Linked DNA regions of Mus musculus: region 1 is linked to region 2. Evidence: chromatin loops called from intact Hi-C (ENCODE). Cell type or tissue: gastrocnemius. All regions are shown on one strand. Each heading gives the region's core, and the rest is flanking DNA. Links, peaks and the distances in the headings are about the cores only.

What was found. Peaks named below come from ENCODE experiments on the same cell type or tissue, not always from the same donor. Only the 100,000 strongest peaks of a DNase experiment are listed, where the experiment ranks them.
Region 1: it touches region 2 in a loop (2.5-fold over the local background); 4 of 42 quality-filtered maps call a loop at or near these places.

What each region holds. Positions count from the first base shown.
Region 1 is chr12:85,225,063-85,237,709 of GRCm38, forward strand. It overlaps Eif2b2 (eukaryotic translation initiation factor 2B, subunit 2 beta), which reads left to right. Exons shown (of 8, transcript NM_145445.4): 8 at 941-1,566. The coding sequence ends at 1,098. Mlh3 (mutL homolog 3) reads right to left here. Exons shown (of 12, transcript NM_175337.2): 11 at 12,453-12,604; 12 at 9,404-10,667. The coding sequence ends at 10,560. Among named protein-coding and RNA genes, the nearest start is that of Eif2b2, 12 kb to the left of the region's middle. In gastrocnemius, for the core only: no CTCF peak of the experiment used is centred there; no DNase peak of the experiment used is centred there.
Region 2 is chr12:85,168,103-85,170,602 of GRCm38, forward strand. It overlaps Pgf (placental growth factor), which reads right to left. Exons shown (of 7, transcript NM_008827.3): 5 at 1,409-1,438; 6 at 1,256-1,315. Among named protein-coding and RNA genes, the nearest start is that of Pgf, 8.0 kb to the right of the region's middle. In gastrocnemius, for the core only: a CTCF peak has its summit at 1,533 (motif pointing right); DNase peaks (open chromatin) are centred at 1,235, 1,555, 1,969 and 2,344; H3K4me3 peaks cover 1,113 bases; H3K27ac peaks cover 1,435 bases.

The sequences.
Region 1 (12,647 bases), core at 6,147-8,646, 63 kb after region 2:
CATGATGAGAGACACTGTCTTAGAAAACTAAAGGGAAGGAGAAATGCCTGTTCTGCCTCACTGCATGTGGTGCGGGGAATAAAGTAGAGAGGCAATAATGCCCTCTTTCCACAGACATACGCTGTAGACAGCAGGCAGGAAAGTGTGGGGTCCCGGGTGTGTTAGGAAGAAAGGGAGGTGGTGACGGGACTTACCTAAGACTTGTGATAGGTCCTGATCGGACAGCATCGCTGGAGTCCTAAGTGAGTGGGCTCTGTGTGAGGATTTGGGAAAGTTTTCCAGGGACTGCAGGGCATGAAATGTGTGTGGTATGCCAGCTGGGGAAAGCCGGTCACGTGGCTGGGCTGTTCCGAGCACGGGGAGAGTGGGTCACAGTAGACCTAGTGTGCTTGCTGGAGGAGTGGGTGCACTTCTAAGATTGCAATCTTGAATTGGAATATAAAAAGCCAAACTTTTTTTTTTTTTTAAACTATGTATGGCTGTTAAACCTGCATGTCTGTCTGTGTACCACATGCAAGGCTGGTTTCTTCAGAACTTGAAAGGGGCATTGGATCCGTTGGATCTAGAGTTACAGCTGGTTGTGAGCTGCTATGTGGTGGTAGAAATCAAAACCAGGTCCTCTGGAAGAGCGGCTAGTTAGTACCTTGGCCAGTGAGTCACTGCTCCAGTCCCAGGTTTGAATTTTATGTGCTATGAAAAGACATGAGAGAGGTTGGTTTAACTGGTATAGTTTGTTCTAGTTTGAGGCAGTGTCTCTGGCTGTCTTCTCACTGGCCGTCTACCTGACTCAGCCACTGGAAAGCGTTAGCGTGAGAATCACAAGTTGAAGCCACATCTCCCGGTTTGAACTCTGCCACAACTGTCTAGCATTATTGAACTCACACTCTGTGACGATAGAGCTGGATCCTCAGTTTACCCCTAGCATGTGATTGTCTTGCAGGAGACATTCTGGAGAAGGTCAGCGTCCACTGTCCTGTGTTTGACTACGTGCCCCCCGACCTCATTACCCTCTTTATCTCCAACATTGGCGGGAACGCACCATCCTACATCTACCGCCTGATGAGCGAGCTCTATCATCCTGATGACCACGTCCTCTGACACGGCCTGCCCTATGCGGACCCAGAGTGGAGTGGAGACACAGCATTGCTGCTACAGTGGGGAGGGGAGGCCAGCCTGAGCCCTCAGTGTCTCCTGCCTTCCTGCTCATCTCCAGTGATGAGTGCGTCCAGGACTGCTCCTGCCTTCCAGGCTTAGCTGAGCAGCAGGGCTCGCTTACCTGGGGATTTTGGAGCCACTCAGGCTGTGTTTGCTTCAGGAACTTCAACCTTCTAGCTCAGTAGTGTGCTAGACATGCCATGACTACTTTGCTGGGTTGGTGTTTGCTCAGAAATGCCTTCCAGACCTTTTGCCAATAAAAGCTACTGGAAACTCCTCAAGTTCGTTTATTGTTCTGAGCTCTGAATGGACTGAAGCGTCAGAGTGGCCCCTTCTCTGTCTGCATAGAGGCTGTGGTCAGAGAGGGAAGCCTAAAACAAGTACAAATAAAAGCAGTTTCTCCGTACAACTAACTGGAAAGGGCCCCAAACATCTTTTTGGTATCTACAGTAATGGCTTTAAAACTTGAGCCTCAGGCTGGAAAGATGGCTCAGTGGTTAGAAACACTGACTGCTTTTCTAGAGGTCCTGAGTTCAAATCCTAGCAACCACATGGTGACTCACATCCATCTGTAATGGGATCTGATGCCCTTTTGTGGTGTGTCTGAAGACAGCTACAGTGTACTCACATACATGAAATAACTCTTTAAAAAGAAAATAAAAAGATGAGCCTCATGGAGCTTAAAATACACCACCTTGGGGTCTACTTCTAGACTGCCACATCAGATTTCGGGAAGAAGGGAATCACTTAAAGCTTCCTTTTCTGACGAGGCTGAGGACTGATTAGTCGGACAGGCAGCTAGGAGCCTGCACTTGCAGGATTACTTGAAGGAATCCAGGGACACAGTAAACTATCAGGGTAGCTCCATCACAGCCTGTGTTTGGCAACAGCAAGAAGGTAAAGTAAATATGGAATTTACGCAGCAACGCTGCGCAGGCTGCAGGTGAAGTTCCTCCTGCAGCAGCTGCAGCAGCTGGACAGCAGTTGAAAGCATCTTGGTTGGTTTTCCCAGCCTTGAATTTGCATTAGTTCTCAATATTAAAAAAGCTACAGGGGCACTTTCCAAATTCGGGCTTCTGACCCACATTCCCAAATGACAGGTGTGCAGCTTCTCAAGTGACTGCTGGTGGCCCAGCAGCAAGCACGGCGGCCTTCCGAATGGTTGTAGTTAGCTACAGCTGGCTAACGTAATTCCATTCGGTTGGGAGTGACAGGCCACCTGTCAAAGGCATGCTCGCATTACCAGTTAGAGTGGGGGAGGTATTTGTAAGCAAGTCCATATTCTGTTCCATGAGTCAGGGTGGCTGGTGCTGAGAGAACTCACAAGCAGTATGTAATGTGACCCTCACTCCACTCAAGCATCACCCATGAATGCAGAGTTAAAAGTTGAAAGAACAGCAGTGGTAGCAAGCTATAGACCCCAGTTGTCCGCGTAGTGCTTTCCAATGGAGTTTTGACAAAGTGCCTTGGGATAAATCCTGTGTGTTAGGACCCACTGCTCAAACTGACTTCCCCATGAGATCTCCATCTCTTGTGGCAGAGTCTGGATGAAGAGAAGGAGCTTAGGAATCCTCACATTTAACCCCTAAGGCACTGAGTGATTTGGAGGGGTAGTTTGATAGCCACATTTCAGTAAACTGGTTGAAAGTAAGTTGTAAGAGAAAGGCATTGAGGCGGATAGCAACTTGAGAGGTCTCTGTGCTTTGCTGGGGGATGGTCATAGATCACAGAGGGTTGACCTGAAGGATCTAAGAGCCTGCCTGACTCACTCAGACTTCTAATTATTTCCTGCCTAGAAGATGCTGTGCTTTCTCAGGAAGTGGTGCGTGTCTGCCAATTATGAGCCATTGTCTCTGCAAACAGCAACTCTATCAGCAACTCACTTGGGTACAATTGTGTGGTTTGGATTAAGCACAGCAGCAAGTCGGGGCCTCGAAATTTGTTTCTGGCTTGCCACGACACTTTTTGTGCATCCCAGTCTCTGTCTAAAATTAGCACCAGTGTCTTTCCAGGCACAACTGAGACAGATGAGCGTGAGACAGAAGCTGTCTTCGAGCCCAGAAGAGAAGGGCAGGATGCCGCTGTGGACTCTACAACTTAAGTCACTTAAGCCAACCTACCCCTTCTCCTCCTTTTCCTGTTCAAGGATTGGCTACGGCCAGGAAGAGAAGCGGCACTCACCGACAGGGTCATGACCAAAGACTTGCAACCCCCAGCCTCGCCAGGCCTACCTCACAATACTGTCCTGCAGGCAGGACCCAGGAAAAAAAAAAAAACTTTATGCTTGGATAGAATTATAGAAACAAGAGCCATGGCTGCAGATGTCTTCCCGAACACACCAAATAACCCGCCAGATAACGAATGCAGTTTGTAAAGACATTTGTTCCCACGGTCTCATCTTCCAAGTTGGGCAGAGGGCAGGAAAGGCATAATTCTTGGAACTTGAATAAGGAACAGAAACTCCTAATTTAGCTTCAGAAGTCTGAAAACATACTCTCACCAAAAAAAAAAAAAAAAAAATGCAAGTGTGATGTAAAGTGATCCTCAGAGAAATGCTGGTACTCAGACTGGGTTTCACAAATATGCTTCAAAACCATTTTTAAAACCCGAAAACTTGCATTAGTCTTTGAATAACAAAAGCTGCCTGGCACTGGCTGTACTACTGAACTCTATAGCAATGTTAATCTTTCATATGTACAACTTGGTCCATCAGGCCCACTCAGCCATGAATACTAACATGTAGTGACAAAATTCAAAAGGCTCTATACTGTCTACTTGACCTCTCAGAAACTCCTCATGTTAGGGTGGGTTCAGTGACTCAGCTGGAAAAGCGAACTCACTGCCAATCCTGGTATAAAGGATAAAGGATGGATAAAATGGACTTCTACAAGTTGGTCTCTACCTTCTACATGTGTGTGCATGTACACACACATACACAGTTTACAAAAAAATTAAAAATAATAAATTCTGCATCAGTAGATATGCACCTAAGTTACCCTGAAAGAAGTCTTTTGAAATGGGGTTTGCAAGTTTGCAAGTCCTTTGTATCTGGTCCTTCTCTGTACACCATTGTGTGCAGAACTGGGACCAGAACTCAAGGCTTTGTATATGGGAGGCAAGCGTTCTGCCACCGAGCTCCATCACCAAGCAGCTGCGCCAGGACACTACGTAGTTATTAATAAAGAACTCCCATCTCTGTGTCACTCACAACAAAGGTGCCACAGATTGGATGTTTCCAGTAATTGCTGTGCCAGGGAGACTCCTGATTGGTTTCCTCCCCTACGCATGCTGACTGCATTTAGAATCAAGTCTGCCTGGAAAAGAAGCTAGCTTGTGGTGAATTAAGTGAAAACCTGACCAGATCCCTAAAATTCACAATCTGTAGAAGTCCAGCTGAGTCACTGAACCCACCCTAACATGAGGAGTTTCTGAGAGGTCAAGTAGACGGTATAGAGCCTTTTGAATTTTGTCACTACATGTTAGTATTCACGGCTGAGTGGGCCTGATGGACCAAGTTGTACATATGAAAGATTAGCATTGCTTGTAAGGAGCAAGGACACAAAGCTGGTTAAGAGAAGGAAGCAGGGTACAGCGCTCACCCTGGCTAATCCCAATTAGGCAGCCGAGGCAGGAAGATTCCAACTTTGAGGCAGTCTGGGCCACTTACAGAGTGAAACTTTGTCTCAAAACTGCAAACCAGGCTAGGTGTGGTGATCCATGCCTTTAATCTGGAAGCAGAGACAGCAGGATCTCTGTGAGTTGGAGGCCAGCCTGGTCTACAGTGAGCTCTGAGGCAGCCAGGACTGCCCAGAGAGAGACCTTGTTATCAAACAACCTAACAAAAATGCCAACCAGGGGCTGGAGAGATAGCTCAGTACTTAGGCTCTTGCAGAGGACCTGGGTTGGATTCTCAGCACCACACACGGTGGTTCACAGCTGTCTGTAACTCCAGTCCCAGGGGATCTCGTGCCTCCTTTTGTCCTCTGTGGTCACTGACCTGAGGGCACTAGACATACACCTGGTGCACAGACACATACAAGCAAAATACCCATACACATAAAATAACATGATAAATCTAAACGAGTTTTTAAAATGCAAGCCAAATCAAAGGATAAATAGCAGTAGCTGGCTCCACACTGCCTCTGAGTCACTAGCCGCCACTCTTTGCTTTTGAAATAAGCACTAGTGAGTTTTAAGTGTAACCTCGAGAGAGGCTGGCCGAACTCGGATTGCTGCTGGATCTAGCTTTCTGCTCAGCATTCAACTGGTAAGGTAAGCCACTCCCAGTTTTAGTCAGGATGTCTTTATCAGAGGTGATGGAAGAGGCAGAGGAAGAGGAGGAGGAGGAAACATCAAGGAATGGGCATAGGGAGAAGTGCTCTGAGGGTTTGAGACAGGTTGGGGCCACACAATGACCTTTGACTGTACCTTCTGAGGCAATGGGCACAACCCACTTTCTTAAAGACAGGCCAGCGAACAGAGGAAGAGTAAGGATACAGCGTTTATCTGGTGCAGAATAGCTACAATTTCAGTCTCTCTAGACTTCCTTCTTTCCCTCTCATCCTGGCCCCACCTTTTAGCTGTCTCACAGTCTGTGAGTGGCAAAGTACAGTGGCAGACACACTGTCCAGTTCTCTCTGTAAGCCTAATAATGTGTGTTTTGTTGTGGTTTATGACCGATTCTTTGTAAATCTTGATCCTCCTGCCTCAGCCTGCCACATACTGGGATTACAGGTGTGTAGCACCATTCTCTTAAAGAATTACGTTTGTTATGTGTATGTTTGTGTGACATGTGTGTGAAGGCATCTTTGTACCCTGCTGAATGCACAGAGGTCAGAGTGTTTTTTTAACGAAACTGGCCTTTTTTCTCCCCAGCCCCACTCCTGGGCTTTAATGGGATGCAGGACCAGCACTCTGGGTTTCATGTCAGAATGGCTCTTCTCCAGATGAGCATGCCAGGCTCCCACTTGAGGCTTGGCCGCCAGGGCTTCTGGGAACTGCTGAACCGCATCTGCTCCCACCTGATGCGGCCCCTCAGGCCCAGACTCTAACATTTTGGTCCTGCTCTGCCTTGCTTTTCTGTCTGTGCAGCCCCTATCCCGGATGGCGCGAAGCTCTCCCTTCTCCTGTCACCAGCTCCCTGGCAGTCGTGGTGGAGCTGGTCCCCTCCCCCACATTTCGCTTACTCTTTGCCTTGGCCCTGGCTTTTCTGGTGCTAGTTCCTGTTACTAAACAGAGCATTTTTGTTTCTGGGTGCAGGGGGCAAGGAGTTTAAATGTTTTATTTTATGTGCATGAATGTTTTGCCTGCATATATGTCTATGCACCATGTGTGTGCCTGGTACCCTAGAAGGTCAAGATGAGGGTCTGATACTCCGGAGCTGGACTTAGAGATGGCTGTGAGCCATCAGGTGGGTGTTGCTCATCAACCCCAGGGCTTTGGCAAGAATATGTGCTCTTCCATTCTGAGCAATCTCTCTAGGTGCTCCCACCCACAGTCTTAAACCTCACAGTAGTGCTGCTCTCTCCTCTCAGCCCAGTGACAGAGTGCCAGCTGAAATTCAGTGATCCACATTCTGTCCTCAGTTTCCTTACCCCTCTCCCTGGTTAAAGCTAAGCCTCCTGAAGTCAGAGGCACCCAGATGCATCTTTGTTTCTCAATATATTTTGATGAACATTGCCAAAATGGAACTCTCAAGAATGGTGACATTTCACATCTCATAACTTTTACTTTGAAGTTCCCAACACCTTTACCACCAAAATTTCATAGAGTTGAACCACTCAGTTGACAAACTAATAAATTCCATAAACCAAAATTATTTTAATCTAATAAAATCAGACACGGAACTAGAGAGATGGCTCAGTAGTTAAGTGCTTACTGTTCTTGCAGAGGACCCAGGTTCTGTCCCCAGCACTCACATGGTGGCTCATAGTGACCTTTGACTTCAGTTCCATTGCATGCTATGCCTTCTTGTGGCCTCTGTGGGCACCTACACATAGGTGGTACACATATGCTCACACATATATACACAAAAATAATAAATCTTTAAAAATATATTACATGGGTGGGTGAGGCAGTGCTGGGTGGCCTGGTTTCCAAGGACACCTGCACAGCCTAGGTCACCCTGCAGTCAATGGCCCAGTGGCCAAAGATGGAGTCCTGGATGATCTCCTGAGCCAAGGTGCTGGTGTTTGGAATCCTCTATCTGGAATTTATTTATTTAAAGGTATGTATTATATATATTAGAGGTGTATATTTATATAGAGGTGTGAAGATAAAAAATGTCAAGGGATATTGACAACCAGGAGCCAGAATATCCATTTCAAAATGAGCAACCCAGAGGGGCGTGAGGACGACACCCAGAGGCCCACCTGCCACCTGGTCACAGCGGGAGCCTCTATGATGTGCCAGTATGTGGTAGAGAGATGAGAGAAAAAGAGAAGCGGGTGGTTTGAGTACTCCAAGTCCAGAGAGGTGGGACTAGAGACAAGTGGGTGGAGAGGGACAGCTTGTTGTGAATACCCTGCCACCTGAAGCCATGAAGTACCATGGGCTAAGGCTGCGACCGAGGGCCATATCTGGGCCTGCGGCCATGGAGCAACAGGGAACTGTGCTGATTGTCCATGGCTCACATTACCACTATAGGCCAAGTGGATGTCCCTGGTCTGGGCAGATAGACCACGGGATCTGGGCCAAGCTGGGAACCATGTTGGTGTCTAAGGGCTATGCAGAGCTGGCCCCACCCCACACTGGCTGAGGTACTTAGAGAGCTGGCCCTGTACCTCACCTGGTAGCAGGGATGAGCCAAGCAAGCCCAAGGGTGTGAGCATGGGAGAGCTGGCCCCTCGACTCATCTGAGGCATAGGTGGTGTGGGCCAGGGAGAGATGCCCTCCCAAAAGCCTGGACAGTAGAAAAAGAGTATCTACTCCCACAGGTCATTCTCTGGCTTCCACAGACAGAGACACGCACATAAACAAATGTTTAAAAAATTACGAGCATATATTAGAAAATTAAGTGGTGTGTCTTTGTTCTTATGGTCCTTGAGTTAAAAAAGGACAATATAAAACCCTAATAGGCAATAAAAGTAATCTACTAGATATTTTTGGCTAATAAGTTGTTTTTATGCTGTGAATGCAAATGAGCTTATAAATTATTAAAAGAAGATAATTATCTCCTAGCTTCTCAGGCCGGCCAGGAAGACATAATTCACAGAAAACATTTTCTGATTCTCTGCTCCTCTTGGGAAAACAGGAGTTGGCAGTAACACAGAAGCAACCCTGCTGAAAGCCGCCCGACACTCGGTTAACAAGTGCTATCACTCATTTGAAATCCTGAGAACTGGGCTGACATAAAAGGATTTTTTTCAAATTCTTGGTAGGGCAAGCATGGCGGTGATTCATGGTGAGTCACCATGCATGCCTTGAGAAGTGAAGGCTGGAGTTCAACGGGCATCCTCAGTATTGTCTGAGTTACTGGATAGCCTGGGCTACAGGAGACTCTGTTCCCCCCCCCCCCTTCTCTTCCTCACTGATCTGGGACAGTGCTGCAGAGGCCCTGGGCCACATCTCCCCACTGAACATAGACAAGATGCTCCGAGAGCATGAAGCACTCATTTGTACAGCTCTGGGACAAAGGCCTGCCTTAGACAGCAGGGCCCATTCTTCAGGGCTCCAGTGATGAAGCCATCAGTACCAGCAGGAACATGAGTGCTGGTTCCCCTCCACCTGCCCTGGGGCCCAGGCTCACACAGGCATTACTTCCATCCCTCCGATACCCTCCAAGACCGCTGCCAAACACACTGTTCCCCGTGAGTACGCATTTCTTTTCTTCACTAAAAAAATAGAGAATTCTTTCACTGATGGTGAGGCCACCGTGAGCAGGATGTCAGGAGAGCTGCTGTGGGCACCCCTCCCTCCCAGCGCCTGGTTAATTACGCAGCAGAGGGAAACCTTGCAGTAAGAATTACCAGCCGGCTTGTTTGCACCCAGACTTCCCCACGGTCCTTCAGTCGTCTGAGCCGTATTAACCATAAGTCATTGGAGAAGCAGGGAGAATACAAATTAAAGGAGGCGTAACAAGCATCTTCGGAACCATCAGTCCCGGTCCCAAGTGACATCCTAAGGCCACAGGCATAATGTAATAAAGCCAGCATTCGGTGAGGAAAGGACCCACACCACCCTCATCTCCTGCAAAACCAGTGTGGAGCGTACTTGATTAGGATGAAATAAATGATGCATTCTGATATAATAATTTCACAGAAGCATTTTATAAAGTACAAATTCATTTTCAAAAACAAACCCATTATTTTTTAGTGTTTTATTAGTTCAGAATAGAAACATTCACCTCTGGTTTTAAAAACCAGTAAGACTATCAAAAAAACCAGGGACAGGGTTGTAATTTTTCTTGCCAGGCAGTGGTGGCGCGCACCGTTAATCCCAGCACTCGGAGGCAGCAAAGGGGGATCTCTGAGTTCCAGTTCCAGGACAGCCAGGTTACCAAGAGAATTAAAAAAATTCTTTTCAAACTTTCTCTATTCTGTCTTTGTGTCTCTCTTTGTCTATAGTTTACTTATTTATTTTGAGTCAAGGTCTTGCTATATATCCAGCCTAGGCAAATGGTGCCCTGTCACGGACTTGTCTCAGCCTCCCAGGTACTAGGATTACAGGTATATGTCACTACACCCAGCTATAAATAACTTTTAATCCCTAATATAATTTAGTCTCTCTGGAAGACATCAGGAAGTTTTGTTGTTGTTGTTGTTGTTTTGGTTTTTTTGAGACAGGGTTTCTCTTTGTAGCCCTGTGGCTGTCCTGGAACTCACTTTGCAGACCAGGCTGGCCTTGAAATCAGAAATCCACCTGCCTCTGCCTCCCAAGTACTGGGACTAAAGGTGTGAGCCACCGCTGCCTGGCGGGAAATATTTTTATAATGAGCAGAGAAACACCGTAAGTCTGTAAAGCACAATGTGAAGAAGCAGAGGTATGAAGTGAAGGAGACAAATGCAAAAGAGAAATGGATGGGGAGGGGCAGAGCCAGGGGCTCAGAGAAGAGCAGACCAGCGCTTAGGGCTTAGCATCCTCACGTAATATAAACTGAGAGGCTGGGGAAAACTGCTAAAAACAATAGCTGCGCCCCTCAAACATAAGCCAACTCACCAATTACAAAATCATTACATTTTATCACTAAATCAACTTACAAAAGATAGGTATTATATGTCAAGCTCCTGTGTGCATGGATGCAAAGAAATAAACTACCCTTAGGCTTGAGTGCACGTGCCTGCTCCATCTGCTCAGGGGGACTGATGTGCCAGCCCGCTCAGGGCCGCCGACCTGCCCACAGCTGCACTGCTCCTGCTCGGGATGCACGGCACTCCCTTGTCTCCTTACACTCCAGAATCCTCTCCTCATGGAGGCTCACAAGGACGTATAGGCTGCTGCAGGTTCTGCTCTGTTTTTCCAAAGAGATGCCAGGCACGAACCATTTTGCGAAGTTTAGCAAGGTTGGGTTTAACCTATGAGAAGAAAGAGAATAACTATAGATACCAATTATTTTTTTTAAGTATTTCAAAGAATGGCTCTCCAAATGTGTTTAAATTTCTCCTTCCTGGACTCAGAAAAAGATGACAGCATCCCTCAGAATTAAACTGAAAGTCTAAATCCTTACCTCCTCAGTGATGGGGACAGGGATTTTTCAAAGAGGTGGGTTTTTGTGGAGGGGTAGTGGGACTGCTTAGCCTGCATGCATGTATGTACGTATGCATGTATGCATGTATGTATGTATGTACATGCCTTATGCCTGCAGAATTCAGAAGAAGGCAGCAGGTCTCTTGAAAGTGGAGTTGCTGACAGCTGTGAGTGTCATGTGGAGCTGCAAATTAAACCTGGATTCTCTGGAAGAGCAGCCGGTGCTCTTAACCACTGAGCCATTTTTTCCAATCCCTTAAAAGAATTTTAGTGGAGTAAGATTAACTGGATAAGTCAGGGAACAAACAGTATATGAAATCTCCATGCAAGGAAAGACTTTACAGCCATTAGCAAGAAAGAGAAGCAAAAGAAAGGATTCTGGAAAGTAGCAACACAGTACCCTATGCACGGCCATTTCTGTTTCATTTCAGATGTGAACAGAGGCTGCAGAGATGGCTCAGAGGTTAAGAATACAAACTGCTCTTCCAGAGCACCTGGGTGTAATTACCAACACCCATATGGCGGTTCGCAAGCATCTGTAACTCCAGAGTGGATCTAACACCCTCTTCTAGTCTCCACAGGCACTGTGTACACACATGGTGCTCAAACATACATGAAGAAAGAACACCCTTACACATAAAAGAAAAGAAGAGCAGATTATAACAAGAACAGAAAGTGTTCTCAGTGTAAGGACTCCGTGCAGACCCTGCGTCAGCCACATCACTGTTCACGCGCTGCTTGGGCACAGATCAGAGCCACGGCCCAGGAGATCTCCAAAGGCTGCTTCCTTCCGTGGCTGACGAGAAAGCAGGGAGATCCTCTGAGATAGCCAGCTCCAGCTGAGGGCACACACTCGCAAGGGACCAGATGCCGGCTATGTTCTCACAGCTGTGGGCTCGAGACATTTCTACCTTCAGGACTCATGAAACTTGGAGCTGGCAGGCAACTGATGTGCAGGATACATGATATTCAGGATACATGTACACATGGGAAGCTGAAACCAGGAGGCCATCATGGAGATAAGCTGACCCTTTAGTCTAAGCTCCATTTCAAATGTGAACTGAAAGACCAAGTGGATGGCCTTAAATAAAACTTCCAGTGCATGCTTTTCAAAACTCTCCTGTTTGGAGAGGATAAAGATGGACTACAATAGATAGCAGAAGCTGAAGAAAAGAAAAGATAAACTTCACTTCTTCCTGATTCTATAGGTCTATGCTGGTTGTTGTTGTTGTTGTTGTTTTTTGTCGACTTTATATAAGCTATAGCCACTGTGGAAAAGAGGGGAACTTCATTTAAGAAAATGCCTACGTCAGCTTGGCTGTAGGCAAGTCTATAGGGCATTTTCTTGATTAGTAATTGGTGTGGGAGGGTCCAGCCCATTGTGGGTGGTGCCACTCCTGGGCAGATGGTCCTGGGTACTGTAAGAGCCAGGCTGAGTGAACCTGTAGCCAGCACCTCTCATGGGTCTCTGCTTCCGTTCCTGCAGTATAATTGTGATGCATGAGCCAAATTGGCCCCCCTCCCCCCTCCACACACACCCTCGGCCTCCAAGTGTGTTTTGGTTGGTTTTATCACAGCAACAGGAAGTAAACTAGAACAAGGTAGAACTGTACCTGTTTTTCCTGCTCCAAGTGGTCCAGGTCAGCTAAGGGCAGCATTGAGGGTCTCCCATGAGCACACTGAAATGGCAGCTGGGACAAGGACAGAGCTTCGATGAGGCGGCAGCTCTCTTCTAGGCTCAGACGATCATTAAACTTAATAGCCCCTAATGAAAGAGACACCAAAAAGTTACAGTGCACAGTGAAGAT
Region 2 (2,500 bases), core at 1-2,500:
CAGTGGTAACACATGCCTTTCATCCAGCACTCAGGAGGCAGAGGCAGGTGAATCGCTGTGAGTACAGCCTGGTCTACAGAGTGAGATGCAGGACAGCCAGGACCACACAGAGTTAATTCTGTCTTGAAAAAAAAAACCAGAATAAATAAATAAAAATTTAAAAATTAATAAAAAAAGAAAGAAAGAAAGAGAGAGAGAAAGAAAGAGAGAGAGAGAGAGAGGGAGAGAGAGAGAGAGAAAGAAAGAAAGAAAGAAAGAAAGAAAGAAAGAAAGAAAGAAAGAAAGAAAGAGAAGTTCACAGTGAGCACATGAGGCAGGATTGCTGTGAGTTTAAAACCAGCTTGGACTACATAGCATCCTATGTAAAACAAAACAAAATAAAACAATCCTCCTCTAGGCATAGGTTCAAGGCCAACCTAAAATTAAGCGAGAGGCACATGAACTATTAAAATTCTTTGGGGCGATACCTGAACAAGACCCCTGAGAACCCATATCTGAGAGATGGCACAGTGGCACCTGATATCTGTGTGGTGTGTGCTGATCATTTAGCTCTGGCTAGCTTGGCTGCCAGGTGGGAGTGTCCCTTCCCCCACCCCTCTCTTCCAGCTACACTGTGACTCTGTAACCTGGGACTCCAGCCTGCTACCCCTAGGGTGAAGCAAGGATGGGCAAGGCAGGGAGAGGGGAGATGAAGGGAGGGATCCAAAGACAGAGAGACACACTGGCCTGGGAACCTGAGAGCGGCAGACGCACTGCACCTGCCCCAGAGATGCCCAGAAGTGGCCAACTATGTAGGAGAAGGCATGATCTGGAAGAACAGGGCATGTGGTTGTCACCTAGGTGCCTGGCACACAGCAGTGATCCCTGCACAGTAGCACATTGCTTGTTGTACTCCCAGGCCCATCATTTTACAAGGAAAGGGACTTGTTTAAGGCCACAAAGAGATAAGGGACAAGAATTAAAGTCCCTGGATGCGCCTTAGACCTTTTTTTAAAATTTATTTATTTATTTATTTTTCGAGACAGGGTTTCTCTGTATAGCACTGGCTGTCCTGGAACTCACTTTGTAGAGCTCGAACTCAGAAATCCGCCTGCCTCTGTCTCCTGAGTGCTGGGATTAAAGGCGTGCGCCACCATGCCCCGCACGCCTTAGACCTTAAAAGTGGATTCCCTGTTCTCATCGCAAGACCTCATCCCCAGTGCCCCACCCCCTCAGGCTCAGCCTTTGTGCCAGTCCTGGGCCCCAGCATACTCACGGGTGGGGTTCCTCAGTCTGTGAGTTTCTACTCCTCTTCCTCTTCCCCTTGGTTTTCCTCCTGCAATAAACCAAGCGTCAGTACAGAGGGTTCCTCGTGCTCGGACAGCGGCTGGCAGGTCCGACAACCTCCCCGCGCACTAAGTACACTTACCTTTCTGCCTTTGTCGTCTCCAGAATAGGTCTAGGGAAACGGAAAGATGCAGGGGAGACGAGTAAATGGATGTTTCCTGCTACCACCCACTTCCCACAGTCCCTAGGTCCTGGTGAGGCGGTTGCTCCAGCGCCGCTAGGGGGCAGCACCGAGCTGGTGAAGAAGCTGTGGCGGGGTGGGGGCCCCAGTGCTTGCGCTCCCAGCCCTACCCTAGGTCCTGGCAATCCCCAGGGAGGTCGATGTTCCCCTCTGGGGCTTTTCATCACATGTTTCTGCTCGTCCCAGCCTCTTGGCATCAAGAGCTGGGATCTTTTGATTCTGCTTTCTGCTTTTTAAACTTTTTCTCTGTTCACTTTCCCCGTTCCTTCTAGGGGTACACTCTGGGAGCCCCTCAAGAAAGTAAATGATGAACAAGATTGTGGTCAGGGCAATGGTGACTACCAGCTAAGACTGCCTGCCTGGGCTTAACCCAGCCCCACCGTGGCAACAGCAGGGAGCTTGCTTCGCAGTCTCCAGGCATGTCCCAGCTCTGCCTTCTGGGGCCATGGCTCTTGGCCCAGAAGTAAAAAGAAAGGTGTCCCTGTTGCCTGGCTTGCTGGAAAGAGATCTCTTCAGTAGTTCCCAAGAGCAGTGTTCCAGACAGGAGGGGCCGCATGGGCCCTGAGTGTATGCTGTCCTGAGCCAGCCCACTTTGCCCAGTCACACCTCTGCAGATGGGCAAGTCAGAAAAAAGATGATATAAAAGGTAAAGGTCACCATTCAGCCCCTGGGGGAGGAGGCAAGGAGGGACTCCTGACTGAGCTATTGGTGTCTGGCTGGAAGTGAACAGGTTGACTCAAGGCCTCTAATACTGGCAGAGTGGAGAGGGCCTGGAGCCAGGGCTCAGGTTCAAAGAGGGCAGCTAGAGTCCTAGGCAGAGCCGGGCAGTGTGGCTAACTGTGGCTATGAAGAACATGGTGACTGCCAAGAAAGGCAGCAGGCGTGAGACAGGCCAAGTCCAGATCTAGAGCCCCTTTCCACGCTGGCCAGTGGAGCAAATCACAGAACTGTAGTGTCTGGCTCGCCTCCTCTGTGCGATGCTGACAAGGTGGC